Linked DNA regions of Homo sapiens: regions 1, 3 and 4 are each linked to region 2. A link is a loop called in an ENCODE intact Hi-C map of the cell type or tissue named here. Cell type or tissue: heart left ventricle. All regions are shown on one strand. Each heading gives the region's core, and the rest is flanking DNA. Links, peaks and the distances in the headings are about the cores only.

Region 1 (4,933 bases), core at 278-4,277, 120 kb after region 2:
CCAGGACCATGCTGATTTGGTTACTATAGCTTTGCAGTATGCTTTGATTGTCAGGAAGTGTAATGCCACTAGCTTTGTTCTATTTGTTTAAGATTGCTTTGGCAACTCAGGGTGTTTTGTGCAGGTTTTAGGAATTTTTGTGGTTTCTAATTTTAGGATCTTCTACTTCTTCGAAGAATATCATTGGTGTTTTGACAGAAATTGCATTGAATCTGTAGACCACTTTGGGTGGTAAGGACATTTTAGCAATATCAGTTCTTCCAATTCATGAACATGGAATATCTTCTATTTGTGCGTGTGTCTTTTTCAATTTATTTCATCAATGTTTTACAGTTTTCATTATAAAGGTCTTTTACTTCCTTGGTTAAATTTACTTCTTTTGTTTCAGCTATCATAAAAGATAGCTTAAAAATTTTAGCAGTAGATAGCTAAGAATAAATTGTATTCTTTTTCAGATAATTCATTATTGGCTATTACTGGTATTACTGGTGGACTATTGCATAGCATGGTTGATTAGAGTTAACAATAATGTATTCCATATTTCTTTTTTTTTTTTTACTTTTATTTTTTGAGACAGGGTCTCGCTCTGTTACCTACACTGAAGTATACAGTGGCACAATCTCAACTCACTGCCAACTCAGCCTCCCCAGCTCAAGCAATCCTCCCACCTCAGCCTCCTGAGTGACTGGGACTACAGGTGTATGCCACCATGCACAGCTAATTTTTGTCTTTTTGTAGAGACAACAACTCGCTATATTGTCCAGCCAGCATAGTCTTGAACCCCTGGGCTCAAGCAGTCCACCCATAATGGATGAGAAAGTGTTGGGATTACAGCTGAGATGGGATTGCGGGGGGCGGGTTGGGGAAGGTGAGGTTCAGAGAGGGCAGGGCCTGCAGGGAGAGGGGCTGCAGGGAGCTAGATACTGCCCCCCAAGGAGGAGGGAGCACTGTTCCCATCAGAGTGCACATCTCCTTGCAGCAGCTGCACAAATAGAGAGCCCTGGCCAGGCTGATGGAGCCTCCCATGCCTGCTTTGCCCCAGGGTGTGGATTCTGAAATCTGTGCCCCTAACGGGTGGGACTGAGGTCCACAGTGACATCCCAGGGGAATCTATGATTCCAAACTCCAGCCACCCCGCCTACAAAATAGGAAAACGCTATGCTTTTCCTATTAAATCCCAAATTCCATCAGTGCAAGCTCTCACCCTCTAAATCAGAAAGTTCAGTCATTCCTGGCGTCCTCCCACACCCCCAGCCTGACTTGCAGACACACAGGGTGGCTGACACCTGTCCCTGCTCCTCCCCCTGGCCCAGCTGCTGTGCATCCTGGAGGTGATGAATGATCAGGACAAGGGAGCCTAGAGCGGGCCCCACAGCTGTCAGGAAGCCAGGACTCAGCCTCCAGGCGGCAGTCACCCTGGTGCCACAGCGACAGCGCTGATGGCCATTCTGAAGACTGGGGGTGTCAGGAGAGCTGGGCGTCCCACAGAACTGCACAGAATAATGGGGAACGAGGGTGACACAGGACTCAGGATTTCAGATGGGTAGGTAGGCTCAGCTGGGAGCTCAGGGACAGACCTGAGGAGCCTCAGTGGGAAGTGCTGAAGTGGAAAGTTCTGGAATGTTTCAGGAAAAAGGCTGGAGGCTTAGAGGAAAGGCTGTCGCTCCTAATATGGCTGGCAACCCTGGATGGGCTGTGTTCCTCCCACCTGCCCATCCTCTCACTGCTGCCACCTCTAGGGACACAACCTCTCTTCATGTCCACCTTCCCAAACTCACCTGCACTCCTCCATTATCTGACTTTATGTGAAAGCAGTGCTAAGATCCCTCTCCTGCAATGCAAGAAGGAGATGAGAGGCCCGGGTCCCCACAGACAACTCAGCAGTGGGGTCCTGCTGAAGTGGGACCGGGCAGAATCATGCACTCCCAACATCCTGGATCCTGACTGGGGGTAACAGTGAAGTTCAAAGACCATGCCATCAAAATCTCCAGAGTGAGGCTCCTCCCTGGGGTCCCTGAGGTCTGTCCAGGAGCTGCTCCCTGAGCAAATCTAGAGCGTGGAGGGCTGGGGTTGTGGCAGTAAAAGCAGCCACATTTGTCTCAGGGTGGAAAGGGAGACGGTGAGCTCCAGTAAGGGCAAGGGCGCCATCTAGTGGGCGCCTCCTGCTAAGGAGCAAGGAGACCAGGAGAGCGGAGATCAGGGCTGGCCTTGGACTAAGGGGTGAGTTCAGGTGGAGGGGACTGAGGTGTAAGGAGGCGGGTGAAGTGGGGAAGTGGTGGGGAGACATGGGAGGAGCAGGTGAGGGGAAGCTTCAGGGAAGCTGCGGGAGGGCACAGCAGGGCTCTCCACTCCTCAGCATTGACATTTGGGTGGTCAAACTGGTGGGGCTCTGTGAACTGCAGGGTGTTCAGCACCATCCACCCACTCAATGCCAGCAGGACTCCCTCCCCCAGCTCTGACAACCAACAATGTTTCCAGACTTTGCCAAATGTCCCCTAGAGGGCAAAATTTCCCCTGGCAGAGTCACTGATCCACACTAATCTCTAATAACAATTCACCAGTAAAATCCTTCACTTGGGAGAAGAATCGCATGTGTGGGAAGAGTAGAAACTTATATCTTCAATATCTGTCAAAATGGCTTTCATTTATTCCATAATTTGATGTACCAGGAGAAGGCATGTTTAGAGATGATGCCATTTGGCTGCCTGTACCTCACAGCAGGAATGACATGGGCTTTCCAAGGATCTATACAACAAAAACCAGAATGACACACACTGAGTTACACTACAAAGTGGGACATGGGGGATCCTGTAGACATTGAAAGAAGAAAATGCATGACCCCAAGGCACCAGATAGTCCACTCTGATGCTCTCACCATCCTAGAAAACATCTCAGCCATGAATGCAGTCACATATGTCATTAGGAAGGAATGTCTTATTAAGGGGAAAATTGTAGCAAAGGAATTTCTGTTTATGTTCAAATTTGTAGACTTTTGTATTATTCTTTAAATAAGAATCTACTCTCCCCCAAAATGAATGCAATCAGTGTCTGGACAGTGTTGGGGTCTTACTCCTGGCCCCTGGGAGCTGGGAGCTGACAGTGCCCTGCTGCCCCAGCCCTGGGCCTTCTCTGAACCTCAAGAACACTGGATGGCCCCCATTTAGGGAGTAGAGAGGAGAGGTCTTTTAAACATCCTCACCAGTCACCTCTCCACCTTTCAGACCCTGGGCAGAATCTGTTGCCCACTCTTGGATTTGATCTTTAAGTTACTGACTTTAAAGCATTTTGACACTTTTTTTTTTTTTTGGTAGTCAGAAGCTTTCCACCTCCTTGGGAAAAGTGATTCTCTACTCTATGTACAGGAATAACCAGTAGAAATAGAGAAAAAATGCATTAATATTCAGAAAGAAGATGATCTCTATGTGAACAAATGAAAGCTTAAAATCATCAGAGTCAACATAAAATCAACATTGCCAGTGCTAAAACTACAAAAGTGACATTAACGGTGAACTAGAAGAATAAAACAAGCATTACAGTTGCTGGTAAACCTAAATCACTTATTTTTTTAAAAGACCATTCTGGTATATTGCAATGATGACAGGAGTGCCCTTCAGTCAATATGATGCCTGTAATTTTTGTGACCTGGCAAGATATACTGTCCCTTCTCCTTTTAAATCTCAAATGCAAAATGAGAGGCAACTCCTGGGTCACCCCCTCCCAGAGCAAACTGCCTGCAAGCAGCCCCTGGAAGAGCAGAGGCCCTAGTTTCCCTGATCCTCAAGGCAGGAGCGATGGGAAGCTCCCTGTAAGCCGGGGGAGAGCTTTGTTCCCAGAATGTTCCTCCTCTTCCCAGAGGCACCAACCCCGATGCCCTGACACTTACCTTCTGCTCTCTCGCCCAATGTTCACTCAAATATTGAGTGCTTGGTGAGTCTGCAGAGCTCAGGAACTTCTGGGAGCCAAATCACCACCAGCTCCTCCAGAAAAGATACCTGTGCACACCCAAAACCACCCCACTGAGCCCTGCCTGGGGTCTGTACCACATCCAGCATGTGCACTGTGAGCATAGAATCCGGCCCTGAATTCATGACCACCCACCAACATGCCCCCAACTGAAACCAGCAAATTCCCACACATGGCAAGCACTGAGGCTTGGAGGTGCTTTCTCACGAGGTGGTTCTGCTTCCACCATGGGGTGGTTGTCACTGACACTGGAAGTTGCTCAGCACCTGATAGTGGTGCAGGACTCAGGGACCCTCAACATCAATCTGGTGAAGGCAGATGGGGCCCCTCCAGATCTTCTCCCACCTGCAGGTGCCCAGCTCAGTAAGACCCCAACCCTGGGAGGAGGATCCAGACCCCTGTGCCAGGTAGACCAAGCTTGAGGCCTCAGGCAATGAGAGAGAAGGAGATGGAGGTCTGACCAGGAGCTGCTCTTCCTTGAGAGCCCGGGTCCCTTCCTTGTGCAAAGGCTTGGCTTATGAACAGAATCCTCAATCTGTAGTGACAGTGCCTAAGAGGATGACATGGACTCCGGCCTGATGTGCAGCCGTCCCTGTCTAACCCCTCCCTGCTGCAGGACAGCACCAGCCCAGGAGAGGAATCCTCAGTTGGGGAGCCAGTAAGAACATGGAATACTCGGGGCCTCTTACCTTCCTCCAGTCCACAGCAGCAGCCACCGTTTGTGCCTAGGACACCCACCTGCTGGCCCTTCTGACCCTTACAGTCAGGCCTTCCAGATGCCACTCCTGACTCAAGGCCCAGCTACTTTCACCCTGCTGAGCCCTGCTCCTCCCAACCAGGGTCACTGCCTTGCTAAGCACCTCCTCCAGCTCCAGCTGACTGGTCACCCAACACCCAAACCCCAGAGGACAAACAAGAAAATAAACAGATATGAAGTCTGAAGGAGATGCAGGCTATGAAGACAAATAAA
Region 2 (4,933 bases), core at 312-4,311:
GGAGTCTGAGATCAGCCTGGCCAACATGGCAAAACCCCGTCTCTACTAAAAATACGGAAACTAGCCAGGCATGGGGGTGCATCTATAGTCGCAGCTACTCAGGAGGCTGAGGCACAATAATTGCTTGAACCCGGGAAGTGGAGGTTGCAGTCCGCCAAGATTGCACCACTGCACTCCCACCTGGGCAACAGAGTGAGACTCTGTCTCAAAAAAAAAAAAAAAAAAAGTGAATGAAAAGGATATAAAAGTAGAAAAATAGCATACACAGAAGCCATGGGGCTTATCTAGTGATCTAGCCCCCTGCTACTCAAAGTGCAGTCATTCATGGAATACAGCAGTAACAGCATTGTTACAGCTGTCTATTGCTGCATAACAAACAGCCCCCAGACATTGTTGTTTCAAAACAGTGACAGCATGCATTTTGCTCACGCATCTGCAATCTGCAGGGATCCCTCATCTCTGCTCCACGCTGTCTGAGGCTTCAGCTGGAATCATTGTTGGCGCATTTGCTCTCCTGTCTGGCGGTTGATGCTGGCTGAGGGCTGGGGGTGCCTCTGTTTCTCTCCCTGTCTTGTCTCCACATGGGCTAAGTTGGGCTCCCAAGGAGCTTAGAGGATGGGTTCCAAGGGCATGTATCCTGAGAGGGAGCCAGTCAGAAGCAACATCGCCTTGTGTAACCCAGCCTCATAAGCCATGCAGGGTCACTCTCACCATGTTGATGCCATCGTCAAGTCCTGATCAGGTTCAAAGGAAGGGGAAATAGCCGGGCGCGGTGGCTCCCGCCTGTAATCCCAGCACTTTGGGAGGCTGAGGCGGGCGGATCACCTGAGGTCGGGAGTTTGAGACCAGCCTGGCCGACATGGAGAAACCCCGTCTCTACTAAAAATACAAAATTAGCTGGGCGTGGTGGCACATACCTGTAATCCCAGCTACTCGGGAGGCTGAGGTAGAAGCATTGCTTGAACCCAGGAGGCGGAGGTTGCGGTGAGCTGAGATCACGCCATTGCGCTCCAGCCTGGGCAACAAGAGTGAAACTTCGTCTCAAAAAAATAAATAAAGGAAGGGGAAATGGACTCCACCTTTTCATGGGGGAGTACAAGGTTCTGGAGGAGCATGTGGGACCGGAAACATTGCTGAAATCATCAGTGGAAAACGCAAGTTACCCCAGCAGCCGCTTGGTAGGTGTGCTCACTCCCAGACCCATGCCAGACCAACCAAATCAGATGCTGTGCATACAAGAAGAGTTCCACCTGCTTTGTTTGCAAATTAGGTTTGAGAAATACTGTTTTAAATCACAAATGTGACACTGTTTTGAGCAGGTGGAGCAGGGAAAGAGTAATTACATTTAGAGAGCTCCCTCTGGCTGCCGCGTGGAGGTTGGATTAGAGGGCTCAAGAGTGGTGGTCCAGTAGAAAGAACCAAAAAAAAAAAAAAAAAAATGGATGAATTGAACATTATCAAAATTCCAAACCTGTGTACATCAAAAAACACTATTGAAAATAGATGGCCGGGCACTGTGGCTCACACCTGTACTTCCAGCACTTAGGGAGACTGAGGCTGACAGATCGCTTTGAGGCAGGGAGTTCAAGACCAACCTAGGCAACATGGCGAAACCTCGGCTCTACTAAAAAATACAAAAATTAGCTGGGTGCGATGGCAAGTGCCTATAACCTCAGCTACTCAGGAGGCTGAAGTGGGAGAATTGCTTGAGCCTGGCAGGTCGAGTCTGCAGTGAGCCAAGATCATGCCACTGCACTCCAGCCTGGGTGACAGAGTGAGACTGTCTCAATAAAAAAAAAAAGAAAAAGAAAATAAAAACACAACCTATATATTAGGAGAAAATAGTTGCAGAAATATATCTGATAAGGCTCTAGTATCTAGAATATATAAGGAACTTTTACAACTCAACAATGTAAAGACAAATATTAATAGTTCAGTTACAAAATGGGCAAAGAACTTGAATAGACATTTCCCCAAAGAAGATGTACAAGTTATTAAGCCAATAAGCACATGAAAAGATGCTCAACATTTGTGTCAGTAGGGTTCTTCAGAAAAACAGAATAAATTATATATATAGCTAAGTTATACGTATAATTTAATTAAGTTATGCGTATAATTATATATATAATTTATTCTGTTTTTCTGGAGGACCCAATTTATATATATAAATTGGCTCATGTAATTATGGAAGCTGAGAAGTCTCACGATCTGCCATTTGCACGCTGGAAATCGGGAAAGCTGGTGGTGTATTCAGTCCAAGTGTGAAGGCTTCATAACCAGGAGTGCAAATATCTGAGGTCAGGAGAAGATGGATGTCTCAGCTCCAAACAAATTCCCCCTTTTCCCCTCCCCTCCCCTCGCCTCCCCTCTTCTTTTTTTTTTTTTGAGACAGAGTCTCGCTCTATCGCCCAGCCTGGAGTGCAGTGGCGCGATCTCGGCAACCCCTCCGGGGTTGAAGCGATTCTCGTGTCTCAGCCTCTCGAGTAGCTGGGATTACAGGAGCGCGCCACATGTCCAGCTAATTTTTCTGTATTTTTTAGTAGAGGGGATGTTTCACCATGTTGGCCAGGCTGGTCTCAAACTCCCGTCCTCATGTGATCCACCCACCTCGGCCTCCCAAAGTGCTGGAATTACAGGCGTGAGCCACAGCGCTTAGCCAGAAAATTTTAAACATTACCCATGTTTTGGTTGTGCTTCTACTGGGCTCCCACCTGCTGTGATGCCCTGTCTCCACCAGGTGGCGCCAACACACCCCTGCAGCCCCTCCAGCCAAGGCAGACTGGACACTGAGGGGCAGGACCCGACTATGAGGTCCTTTGAGGAAGCAGGTCCTTATAGAGGGCGTCGTTGAGACAGGCTATTCCCACACAGGGGGCTCCTGTTGAGAGAGAAAGTCCAAGTTCTGGTGAGCGGGAGACAGGCAGGAATAATCACTCCTAAAGCTACCCATGTCACAATCCCTGGAACCCGTGAATGGTAACTTTTATGGCAAAAGGGCTCTGCAGTTGTTAAGGATATTGAGGTGGAGAAATTCTCCTGGGTTATGTGGGTGGCCCTCAATGGAATCCCAAGTGTGCTTGCAAGAGAGAGACAGAGGGAGCCCTGAACACAGAGAAGGTGAGGATGTGATAACAGAAGTAGGAGGGTGAGTGGTGTCAGGAAGGGGCTGGAGCGAGGGATGCAGCAGCCTCTAGAAGGTGGAGAAGCAGCACAGATGCTCCCTGAGGCCACCAGGTCAGTACAGCCCTGCTAGTACCTTCAGTTGACACTTCTGACTCCAAAGCCATAAGGACATCAATTTGTGTGGGTTTAAGTGACAGATTTGTGGCCACCTGTAGCAACAGCTACGAGAAACTCCTACAGGCAGGAACGGGGGGCAGAGGCAACGGTAATTTTCCTATTAAATATAACTTAAGCTAAAATGAAAATATCAGCAATAGAACTGATGAGACTGTGGGACAGCTGGAGCAGTCACACAGGTGCTGGGAGTGCGTGCTGGTACAAGGGCTTTGGAAAACCCTGTGGAAGTGTGTGTGACCCTGAACATACGGTATCTGGGAGCCAGCAGTTCCCCTCCTGGGCATATACTAAAGAGAAAAAGAGAAACACGTGTAGGCGCTCACCAAAGACACCTACTAGAATAGTCACAGCAGCCCAATCTTTTTTTTTTTTTTTGGAGACGGAGTCTTGCTCTGTCGCCTAGGCTGGAGTGCAGTGGCACAATCTCGGCTCACTGCAAGCTCCGCCTCCCGGGTTCACGCCGTTCTCCTGCCTCAGCCTCCCGAGTAGCTGGGACTACAGGCGCCCGCTACCATGCCCAGCTAATTTTTTTTTTTTTTGGTATTTTTAGTAAAGACGGGGTTTCACCGTGTTAGCCAGGATGGTCTCGATCTCCTGACTTCGTGATCCGCCCGCCTCGGCCTCCCAAAGTGCTGGGATTAGAGGCGTGAGCCACTGCGCCCGGCCACAGCAGCCCAATCTTAATAGCTTCAAACAGGAAGTTACCCAAATGCCCATCAGCAGGAATGGTGGTGTCCCACCCCTTCCATTGAGAGTGGGGTCTGTGTGCCAGTCCCCTGAGTATGGGTGGGCTTGTGACTTCTAACACTAATAAGTGTGGGGAAAATGAACTGATGTGACATCTAAGGCTGAATCATAAGAAGTGTGAGCTTTGGCCGGGCGCGGTGGCTCATGCCTGTAATCCCAGCACTTTGGGAGGCCGAGGCAGGCGGATCGCCTGAGGTCAAGAGGTCAAGACTAGCCTGGCCAACAAGGTGAAACCCCGTCTCTACTAAAAATACAAAAATTAGCTGGGCTTGGTGGCAGGCGCCTGCAATCCCAGCAACTTGGGAGGCTGGAGCAGGAGAATCGCTTGAACCTGGTAGGCGGAGGCTGCAGTGAGCTGAGATCGTGCCACTGCACTCCAGCCTGGGTGATAGAGCAATATTTCATCTCAAAAAAAAAAAAAAAAAAGAAAAGTGTGATGCTGTGTAAGAAACCCAACTGCTTCAGGATCACCATGTTGGAGAGGTCATGTGTAGGGCTCAGGTGACTGTCCCAGCTGAGCCGAGCCTTCTGGCTGTCCCCACCATAGTTTCAGACCTGTGAGTGAAGAATCATCTTATACATAGAGGCCTCATCCCCAGCTGTTCCAACCCTGAGCTTTTCAGTCACCCTGAGCCATTCGCCTCACCCCTGCGGAGGCTTTAGCATCATGGAGCAGAGACAAAACTCCTTGGGTTTGACTTTTCAGAATTTTTGATCCACAGAATCATGGAATTGTCACACCATTTAGTTGGGAGTGGGGTTGTTACATAGCAGCAAATAACCAAACACAAATAATAAATAAGTTATGGGATAGTCATGCAATGGAATGTTTACACAGTATCTACTTGTAGATGATATGTCTTCTCCCTCAAACAGAAAGTAAGGG
Region 3 (4,933 bases), core at 497-4,496, 89 kb after region 2:
CAGAAGAAATATCAGCAGGGTAAACACACAACCCACAGTATAGGAAACAGTAGTCACAAACTAGGCATCTGACAAAGGACTAATGTCCAGACTCCAAAGGAACTGAAAGAAATCAGCAAGAAGAAAAGGTGCCATTTACCACCTTCCTGACTCATTGGCCAGAACCAATGTTAGTGGAATTAACATATGCCCCACCCCAAGTGACTTCTAAAGGGCTAACTCACCACAAGGGAGTCAGAGCAGATCTTGGACTGAGACCTACAGGACACAGGTACTGCTTTTTCTCTTTTATTTGTTTTAAATTTTATTTATGTTTTTAGATCAAATAGTTCAGATTGCATTGGTTTTTAATCTGCTGTTGTTGGATTAACATATGCTTTAAGCGACTCTTAAATAGGTGGCTCACCAGGAGAAAGGCATAGCAGAACCTGGACTGAGACCTACGGGAGACAGGTATTGCTTTTTCTCTTCTAATCATTTTAAATTTAATTTACCATCTTTCATCAAATAGCTCCGATCATATCATTATTTTTTCTTTTCTGTTTTGTTGGTGGTTTTATTGGTGGAGTTTTATTTTACTATTTTAGAAAAGCAGTCTTTTAAAAAAGACTTTTAAAAAGTTTTATTACTCTTTTTTTTAAAAAAATTATGTTTTCCCTTGATGTGCTTATTTCCTTTATAAAGATCATCACCATTAAATTACTAGGAGATACTGCGGCTGATTTTGTCATGCGTGAGATAAGAAATTTTTTGCCAAAGCAATTAGTGATGAGTGCAATGGAAAAATCCGTGATGATCTTTTAAGATGATTAACTTTCTAATCCAGAAAATGCTGCTGTTTGTACTGAACAAAATAGCTTTATTTTTATATGACCAGGGGTACATAAAATGCTTCAAAACAACACATAATTTGGCAAAAATACTATGTCTTGCCAGCCAGAAGAATAAGTGTGGTTTTATTTCTATGTATATGTCTAGTACCATGCCTGCACTAGAGTTGGGAAATTTTAAAAACATCACCTATTGATACAGAAGAGAAGTGCTGGGAAGGGAAGGGCATGGTCCCTTTGAATGATACAGAAAAGGTGAAGGAAAGTGATGGGTAGAGGAGGCCGGGGTCCCTGGCTAGGGCTCCAAACCTGGGCTTGTGCCCCTGGACCTAGATGAGGACAGGCATTTTTGTTTTCCTGACCAAATGTTGCATTTCCCAAGATCACCCTGGCCCACCATGCCCTATCCTGTGCCTAAAAAAACCCTGGGACCCTAGCAGGCAGACACACAGGAGGTTGGACGTCGAGAGGAGCACATCAGTGCAAGAACACATGGGTGGCTGCCACTTCTCTCCCTTTCCTGAGAGGGAAAAACTCTCGACGCTGAGAGGAATCCACCAACAGGCACCAGCACTCTGGCAGGCCACCGACCAATGGATTGACATAGAGTTTGGCTGGGGCAGCCAGAGGAGAGCCTGGGCCGCTGAATAACCCGACTTCAGGGGAAAACTATTCTCCCTTTTGGCTCCCCCATCTGCTGAGAGCTACTTCCACTCAATAAAACCTTGCACTCATTCTCCAAGACCACGTGTGATTTGATTTTTCTGGTACACCTAGGTAACAACCGCGGGATACAGAAAGCCCTCTGTCTTTGGGTTAAGGAATGGGTCTAATTGAGCTGGTTACCACAAAGCCACCTATAGATGGCAAAACTAAAAGAGCACATGGTACCACATGTCCACTGGGGCTTCAGCAGCTGTAAACATCTACCCCTAGATGCTGCCATGGGGTTGTAGCCCCACAACTTGCCAGTCTGTATGCTTCCCTAGAGGTTTGAGCAGCGGAGTACTAAAGAAGCAAGCCACACCCCCACTCCACCTCCTGTGAGGGGGACAAGGAAACTTTTCCCATTTCAACTGGTGGCTCGTCTGGGATCTCGGAAGGTGAGTGTGAGTGAATGGGAAACTGTTGGGCCTGCCTTTCTTCCAAAACTCTGCCACTTCTCTCCCTTTCCTGCAGGTAAAAGACTCTGTTTTCCTTTCATCTCTTTTCTCTCTCACACATTATTTGAAATGGATCTTATCTCTTCCTTTATAATGTTAAGAGTTTTGCTACAGGCTGAGGCAATGTTACTAAGTAAAATGAGCATTTGGCTCAGCCGCCAAAGGTGCAAATCAGACCAATTTTTCCTAGAGGTGCCATGTATGCCTCCACCTTGACAGCCCCAGGCATGAGCGGCTTCCAGGGCACCTCTCCTTACCCTTTTCCCTCCCAGCTCCAGCACCTAGGCATGCCTGCAGCAGGCAAAGGCCACACCCAATAGCCATGAAGGGGCAGGGGGAGCAATGTCGCAGAAGTGTCTCCCTCCACTGCCTGGGATGAGGGGGGTGTGAGAAAACCGATGGTAGCCAGGACCCTACAGAGTGCTTCTCACCCACTGCATCAATGGAACCTTTCCTTCCATGGCCAAGGAATTCAACCTGGTCTGAACTGGGGGAAGGATGGGAAAGTTATAAGGATTAGAGGGGCCCACTTGCACTAAGCAAGGGGTTCTTCCCCCAGCATTCCCCACTTTTTGCCTCTTTAACTGTTTTTCTCTTTTTTTCTTTTCTAAGTGAGAATCCCCACCGCTCTGTTTCTAATAGGGAAGTTAACAGAGGAGTGACCCCTGCTGGCTGATAATTGCAAATTCAGCAGGGCTTATTTGAGGCACTAAATGGATATAAACAGCCTCTGAAATGCTTTTTCAGTCCCAAACTCAATTCCAAGCTTCAGGCTGAGGCCCTAGAAAGAGAAAGCAGGTCTGAGGAATTCAAAGCCAGGCAACAGGCACAATGTAAATGGACAGGACCAATTCCTGCTGACTGAACCCCATCCCACAGAAGGAGGCCATGCCTCATGGGATAAAAAGGCCCAGGGAACTCAAAGTTTTTCAACAGCAGGGAGAAAAGGAAACATAGGTGAGGGCAGTTAATTCCTAATCTCCAGGTTCTCCCTGCTTCATGGGTACATACCGCATTTGTACCTGTGGCCGGCACCTGCCAAGGTTGCCAGGGCGCAGGGGTAAGAGGTGGAAAGTGAAGTGAAGATGCTTGCTTTCCCTCCCCATCACACCCTGAGCTTTTTGCCAAAAGAAGGAAGGGAAATGAGGAACACCTCTATTCCCTGTCTTTCAGAATGGGCAGCCAGTTCTCCTCACCACCCCCAGCTTGTACTCCCCTTGAGTGTATCCTGAACCATTGGGACTGTTTTGACCCTCAGAATCCAGAGGAAAAGCATCTCATAGCCCTCCGCACATAGGTTTGGCCAAATTATGGTTTACAGGAAGGACTGGCTTGGCTTCAGGAAGGGACCATTCATTTCAATACCATCCTGCAATTAGAACTTTTCTCTGGATGTGAGGACACATGGTCTGAGGCCCCAAATGTGCAGGCTTTCTATACCTTGCAAAGCAATCCAGACCTTTGCTGACATGTAGGATTGTTCCAGCCCTCCTGTTTGCTGTCTCGGGGAAGGCTGCCAGGGTCAAGCCCAGGGAATTAAAGACACGAGTCCCAGACGCACCCCCAGCTGACGTGCCAGCTCCCTCAAGCCCTGCTCCTCTGGGTCCACCCCAACCTCCGTATCCAGCTTCAGCCTCTCACCTGGCCCCTCCTAGAAATCTTCATCCCAAACAAGCCCAGTCTCACTCTTGCCCCTCCTACAGATGCCCAGTGAATTTGGGCCCAGTAAGGTCCAAGTCCTCTTTTCCCTACAAGACTTAAAGCAAATTAAGGGAGATCTGGGCAAGTGTTCAGATGACCCTGATAGATATATAGAAGCTTTCCAGAATTTCACCCTAACATTTGAACTCTCCTGGAGAGACGTTATGTTACTTTTGAGTCAGAACCTGATAGACACTGAGAAGCAGGCTGCTCTGCCAGCAGCAGAGAGATTTGGGGATGAGCTTTGCATCACCTATAGCATCAGGGAAGGGAGCGAATATTATCCAACTGGAAGAGAAGTAGCACCAGTGAAGGACCCTAAATGGGATCCCAATAATGAGATGGAAGACTGGAAGAGGAGACACTTTCAGGTGTGCATAATAGAGGGCTTACGTAGGTCTAAGACCAAGCCTCTCAATTATACTAAGTTGTCCATAATTAACCAGGGATTTGATGAAAATCCCACTGCCTTCCTGGAGAGGCTAAGAGAGGCCTTGGTAAATCACACCTCTCTATCTCCTAATTCAATCGAGGGACAGATAATCCTAAAGGATAAAATTATTACTCAGGCAGCTCCTGACATCAGGAGGAGGTTGCAGAAATGGGACTTGGGACCAGATAGTACATTAGAGGACCTCCTGAAAGTAGCCACCTCGATCTTTTATTATAGAGACCCCTGGGAGGAATCTGACTGCCGTTTTCCCCCAAAACAATGCCCCCTTTCAGCAGGAAGCAGCTAAGACTGGTCATCATCCATATTCTAATGGCAGTTAGATGTACCTCTTCAGAGGGGGCAAATGACATGAAAGTGAAGTGCTGGGATGGGAAGGGCATGATCCCTTTGAATGATATAGAAAAGGTGAAGGGAAGTGTTGGATACAGGAGGCTGTGGTCCCTGGCTAAAAGCTCCACACCTGGGCTTGTCCCCACGGACCTAGATGACAACAGGCATTTTTGTTTTCCTGACCGAATGTTGTCTTTCCCAAGATCATCCTGGCCTGCTAAGACCCATCCTGTGCTTATAAAAACCCCAAGACCCTAGCAGTCAGACACACAGGAGGCTTGACGTCGAGAGGAGCACATCAGCGGAGGAACACACAGGCGGCTGGACATGAAGAGGAACATGACAACAGGCACCAGCACACCAGCAGGGCACCGACTTATAGAACGATGTGGATTTTGCCTGGGGCAGTCAGAGGAGAGCCAGGGCTGCTGAACGGCCCCAATCCAGGGAGAAAC
Region 4 (4,933 bases), core at 642-4,641, 110 kb after region 2:
ACAGCAAATGCAATTTTTAAAACAAACTTTTTGAGACAGGGACCTCATTATGTTGCCCAGGCTGGTCTTGAACTTCTGGACTCAAGCAATCCATCTGCCTCAGCCTCCCAGGTATCGGGGATTACAGTACAAGCCACTGTACCCAAAAAGTGCAATTAAAAAAAATTTGTAATAGCAAGCTAGGAAGAAAGACTTTCACATGCAAGGCCTCTATGTAGAAAAACATGAAACCTGGTTGAAAGACAATAAACAATAACTAACAGACCATAAAGATATAAATAACTAAACAGGTGGGGGTGGGGGAGAGAGAGAGAGAGTCTGTGTTCATTAATAGGAAGACTTGGTATTATGAAAATACTTTCCCCAAATTATGTATAGAATTATGAACTTCCAAATAAAATCCTTGCAGTTGTCTTTTAGCTGGACAAGCCAATTCTAAAATTCATGTGGTACAACAAAGAACCCTGAAGAAGAGTAACAAGGGGGCAATTGCCTACTGCACATCAAGTTGTCTCATAAAGCTCTGCTATTTAATATTTAAGACAGCGTGCTATTGGTATGCTGGTGGCACAGAGTGAAAAATCAGGAACTATTTCTACACATGCATAGAAACTTTATAATAAAGGTAGCATTACAGATAAATTGGGGAAAGAGAAGCAGTATTCATTCATGATTCTTGAGAAATTGGTCAGTCTACACACAAAGACCCTTGGGGATGTGTTTGAATTAGATAGAAAAAGTACTAATATAAAAGCAAAATATGATACATTCTATTATATTAAAAGTAACATCTACTTAAGAAAGAACACAGGCCAGGTGCTGTGGCTCACGCCTGTAATCCCAACACTTTGGGAGGCCAAAGAGGGTGGATCACCTGAGGTCAGGAGTTCGAGACCAGCCTGACAAACATGGTGAAACCCCATCTGTACTAAAAATACAAAAATTAGCTGGGTGTGGTGACAGGCACCTGTAATCCCAGCTACTTGGGAAGCTGAGGCAGGAGAATCACTTGAACCCAGGAGACGGAGGTTGCAGTGAGCCGAGATCGGCCAGTGCACTTCAGCCTAGGTGACAGAGCAAGACTCCATCTCAAAAAAACAAAACAAAACAAAGAAAGAAAGAAAGAAAAAACACTATAAAGAAAGTTTTTTTTAAGAAAAAAAAAAGAAGAAGAAGACACAAACTGGGAAAGAGATGTGCAGCACATACAGTTGACAAAGAATCTGTGTCCAGAATATGTAAATAACACAAAGCACGAAGGAAAAGACACACGACACAATAGAAAAGCTGAAGATGTCACATCCTAAAATTGTGTCTGCATACAACAGGAAATATGTATAAAGAGGTATGTCCACCATGGCAGCATGTATACAGCAAAAATACAAAACCAAAAAACACCCCAAGTGGTCACCAAAAACATGAGAGAAATAAAATGTGGCATATTAATGCAACAGGAGAATACCTAATAATAAAAATGCAAAAACTACAGCCAGCCACGCACATCTACAGGAGTGAAATTTGAGAACATAATTTTGACCGAAAAAAAAAGCAAGTATTTGAAAATTCAGTATTTCTTTTTTCTTTTTTTTTTTGGAGACAGAGTCTGGCGCTGTCGCCCAGGCTGGAGTGCAGTGGCGCGATCTCGGCGCAGTGCAAGCTCCACCTCCCGGGTTCACGCCGTTCTCCTGCCTCAGCCTCCCAAGTAGCTGGGACTACAGGCGCCCGCCACCACGCCCGGCTAATTTTTTGTATTTTTAGTAGAGATGGGGTTTCACTGTGTTAGCCAGGATGGTCTCGATCTCCTGACCTCGTGATCCGCCTGCCTCCGCCTCCCGAAGTGCTGGGATTACAGGTGTCAGCCACTGCGCCCAGCCTCAGTATTTCATTTTCAAGAAGTTTAAAAGCACATAACGAAATATATGGTTTTTCAGGATGCAGAGTGTGGTTGAAAATAATAACAGTAAGAGTATTCTAATATTTTGCATATTGGCTACTGAGAGTGGGGTGGGGAATGGAATTGGGTTGGGATACACAGCAGAGTTGGGGATACTGGTTCTGTTCTTTCTTAAGGTGGGTGAAGATAGTCTTGTTGTTTTCACTGTTGCTCTCCAAGGGGCAGGACACTGATTGCAGCAGCCCAGCCAGGTCCTATGCGAGGCCACCGCTGTCCTGGCCACCCCGGGACAGGGGCCTTGGCTACTCTCCCACACCTGTCTGGGCTGTTCCTCGGCGCTTCTGAAATCCCATCCCAGCCAGGGAAGGAACCCTGGTGGGGTGGAGTGGAGGCGAGGCACTCTGTAACCCCATCGGGGTGTGGAGCAGCTCTAGGTCCCAAAAGGCCACTAGGCATGCGCAAGGTCGCACATGCAGAAGAGAGACCCCTGCTCAGAGGCCAGAGCCGGCATGAGGCGGTCAGAGAGGATCCCCTAGTGGTGGAGGTGGAAAATTGCAAGGACGGAAAATTCCGCGTGAAAGGCGGACTTTGAACAGATCCCATCCAGGGAGCTGCTCTGCTGCAGAGAAAACTCGGACCCAGAAGCAGCTCCTCTAGGAACGGATTAGCTTCAGGGTTGTCACCAACCTGCCTTGAGTGAAGGGCAAGGGGGTGGTCCCTTTTCCACTGGACGCCATTTCCCTGGACAAGGGGCTCTCAGCACAGGACCTAGGCAGTGGCTGGGGGCTGGCACAGTGGTGGACTCTCTATCCCAGGCCAGCCGAGGCTCCATGGAGCTGCCCTAAGGCTCAGCCTGGGCGGATTCTGACTTAGAGGCTTCAGTCATCATCCCGCAGATGGCAGCTTCACCCATTGGCCCCTCAGCCAAGCACAGGCACCAAGTATCTGAATCTGCAGGGCCTCTGGTACTGGGCAGGATCGCCATGGCAACAACACATCATCACCAGGGTAAACCTAGCCTGTCTCACCTGGTCTAAACCAGCTCAGGTTCTCTGAGTGGGTGAGCAATCGTAGAAATTCTGCCTTACAATGAAAAAAAGAACCCACAGACAGGGATGAAAAATCGAGGGCATTGTGAACGCTTGCTGGCCACAAGCCAGCTAGCCCTGTGGTAACATTTCTGACACCTCCTGCTTAAAACCCAAAAGGTCAGAAAGATCCTAAGGCCCCGCTTTCACCTTCTGAATTCCTGCCGCAAATAAAGACCAAGGAGTGAGTTATTTATTATTTATTTATTTATTTATTTATTTATTTATTTATTATTTTGCCCTCCTGCTCCTCGGGAGGCTTCTGTCCTGAGCTCGCCTTAGCTAATCCTGCGTTACCGTTCGGCAGGTGTGCGCCTCAATCTCCCCACCTTACCGCCAGGGAACTTAGCCTGACGACACTCCGCCCCATCGGGTCAGGGAAAAACGGTAGGAGTAGTGGAATTTCACATTTCGCCCTCTGCCTGCATGGCCAGTCAACTCCGCCCCTCGCGGAAACAGGGGGTGGGCGCGGGACCAACTACTGATCCCCTCCCCTGTCTCTTCACAGCGCTGCAGTCAGGCTCAGCCGATGCTTCTTTCCTGCAGGTTCCGCCGAGCCCGTCCCTTGGCGGTGGTGTCACTGGATGCTGGGAAGAGATGGTGGGAAGAGCCTCCATCCATTGGCGCGTCACTAATTAGACAAGGAGGCCTTGGGCTCCCTTGAGAGAGTCACGGTTTCTCCTCCGTTGACCCGCCCTTCATTGAACTCCTTTACTTGGATATTCAGAGCGCTGGACAGAGATCACTTGGCGCTAACACCCTCGGAGGTCCTCACGGCGCTCCGTCGGAATGACACAGTCGGATTCCCAAGCTGCGAAGGGTGAGGGAGGGACTGCAGCGCAGGAACTGAGGAGGAGAGGCCCGCGCGCCCACTGGAGCCGAGCGGTGAGGAATAACCGGACCGACCCCCGACGGTGCGTGGTGAGTCTCCCCAACCTGCACCATTCGCGCCCCGAGGCGCCCCAAGCGCGGCTGGGAGGCCAGCTGTGGCTGGGACGATTCACTAGAAGGGCCGGCCTGCGTCGAGTTTCCAGGGTGGCCGCCAGTGACCCCGGCGGGGCCCATCCCCCTTGCCCTCAGAGCCCGCCCCGCCCCGCTCCCCTGTGGCACCGCCACCGCTACTCCAGGAGGCACAGTGGGGAGGAGAAGGGGGTGGGGAGCCTAAGGAGAGGAGTGAAGGTGTCCTGGCCTGCCTTGGGGAAGGGGCGGGGGCGGGTGCCTCTGGGACACCCAGCCCGGGGGATCAGCCCTGAGAGCCAGTCCTTACCCTGAAGTTACAGATCTGGCTTCCAGATTTCTGTAACCTACCTTGTTCCAACACAGGCCTGAGGCTGTTCCTGTTAGAGACCTGTTGCGGATACGGGTAGGGCCCTGCGGGAGATTTACATCTCCAGTCTTCCCCCCCGCCCCCCGCCCCCCTTGTTTTTCACAGACAGGCTAGAGCAGCGGCGCTATCATAGCTCACTGCAGCCTCGAACTGGTGAACTGGAGGGATCTTCCCAACCATCTTTTGTCTTTTTTAAGAAGAAAAATACAAAAGCTTTTATATAGGCTTACACACAGCTACAGAGCAAATCTTTATCGTATATCCAAGATTATCAACCACTTGACTGTACAACCAGGAATCATAACACATTTGAGAACAACCAGTGGCAAAATAGGAAAATGGGCCAATGAAGAAGATAGGTGACTAATAAATAAAAATCTGATATCAAGTGTAGGCAAGTTGTAGGGAAAATGGGTGATGAACGAATAGAACAAATGCCTGGGGTAAACATCATTCGAAAGCCCAGAAAGAAGCTTTTAGACATCTTTATTGCTTTTTGGGGGGGCGGGGGGGGTGGGGTTCTGGAGGATTGATGGCTGAACTCTCATGAAAAGGGTGCAGTCAGAGAACAAGAAAGAGTTCCCAGGAATTAAAATTGTAAACAGAAAAGCAAATTCAGGGTAA

What was found. Peaks named below come from ENCODE experiments on the same cell type or tissue, not always from the same donor. Only the 100,000 strongest peaks of a DNase experiment are listed, where the experiment ranks them.
Region 1: it touches region 2 in a loop (8-fold over the local background); 100 of 110 quality-filtered maps call a loop at or near these places.
Region 3: it touches region 2 in a loop (6-fold over the local background); 45 of 110 quality-filtered maps call a loop at or near these places.
Region 4: it touches region 2 in a loop (7-fold over the local background); 99 of 110 quality-filtered maps call a loop at or near these places.

What each region holds. Positions count from the first base shown.
Region 1 is chr19:41,568,660-41,573,592 of GRCh38, forward strand. It overlaps a transcript of CEACAM21 not described here. Among named protein-coding and RNA genes, the nearest start is that of CEACAM21, 5.0 kb to the right of the region's middle. RefSeq lists a silencer at 1,173-1,467. In heart left ventricle, for the core only: CTCF peaks have their summits at 2,154 (motif pointing left) and 2,360; a DNase peak (open chromatin) is centred at 2,162; H3K27me3 peaks cover 2,153 bases.
Region 2 is chr19:41,446,798-41,451,730 of GRCh38, forward strand. LOC107985329 (a long non-coding RNA gene) reads right to left here and starts at 2,795. Exons shown (of 2, transcript XR_001753941.2): 1 at 2,712-2,795; 2 at 2,138-2,292. RefSeq lists an enhancer at 2,412-2,471. In heart left ventricle, for the core only: CTCF peaks have their summits at 1,330 and 2,722 (motif pointing right); a DNase peak (open chromatin) is centred at 2,764; H3K4me3 peaks cover 1,724 bases; H3K27ac peaks cover 781 bases.
Region 3 is chr19:41,535,331-41,540,263 of GRCh38, forward strand. It overlaps LINC01480 (long intergenic non-protein coding RNA 1480), which reads left to right and starts at 168. Exons shown (of 3, transcript NR_110724.1): 1 at 168-271; 2 at 384-453; 3 at 1,271-1,574. In heart left ventricle, for the core only: a CTCF peak has its summit at 2,673 (motif pointing left); no DNase peak of the experiment used is centred there.
Region 4 is chr19:41,561,154-41,566,086 of GRCh38, forward strand. It overlaps a transcript of CEACAM21 not described here and the pseudogene LOC110467527. Among named protein-coding and RNA genes, the nearest start is that of CEACAM21, 13 kb to the right of the region's middle. RefSeq lists an enhancer at 2,266-2,560. In heart left ventricle, for the core only: a CTCF peak has its summit at 2,436; DNase peaks (open chromatin) are centred at 2,368, 3,468 and 3,958; H3K4me3 peaks cover 1,077 bases; H3K27me3 peaks cover 3,182 bases.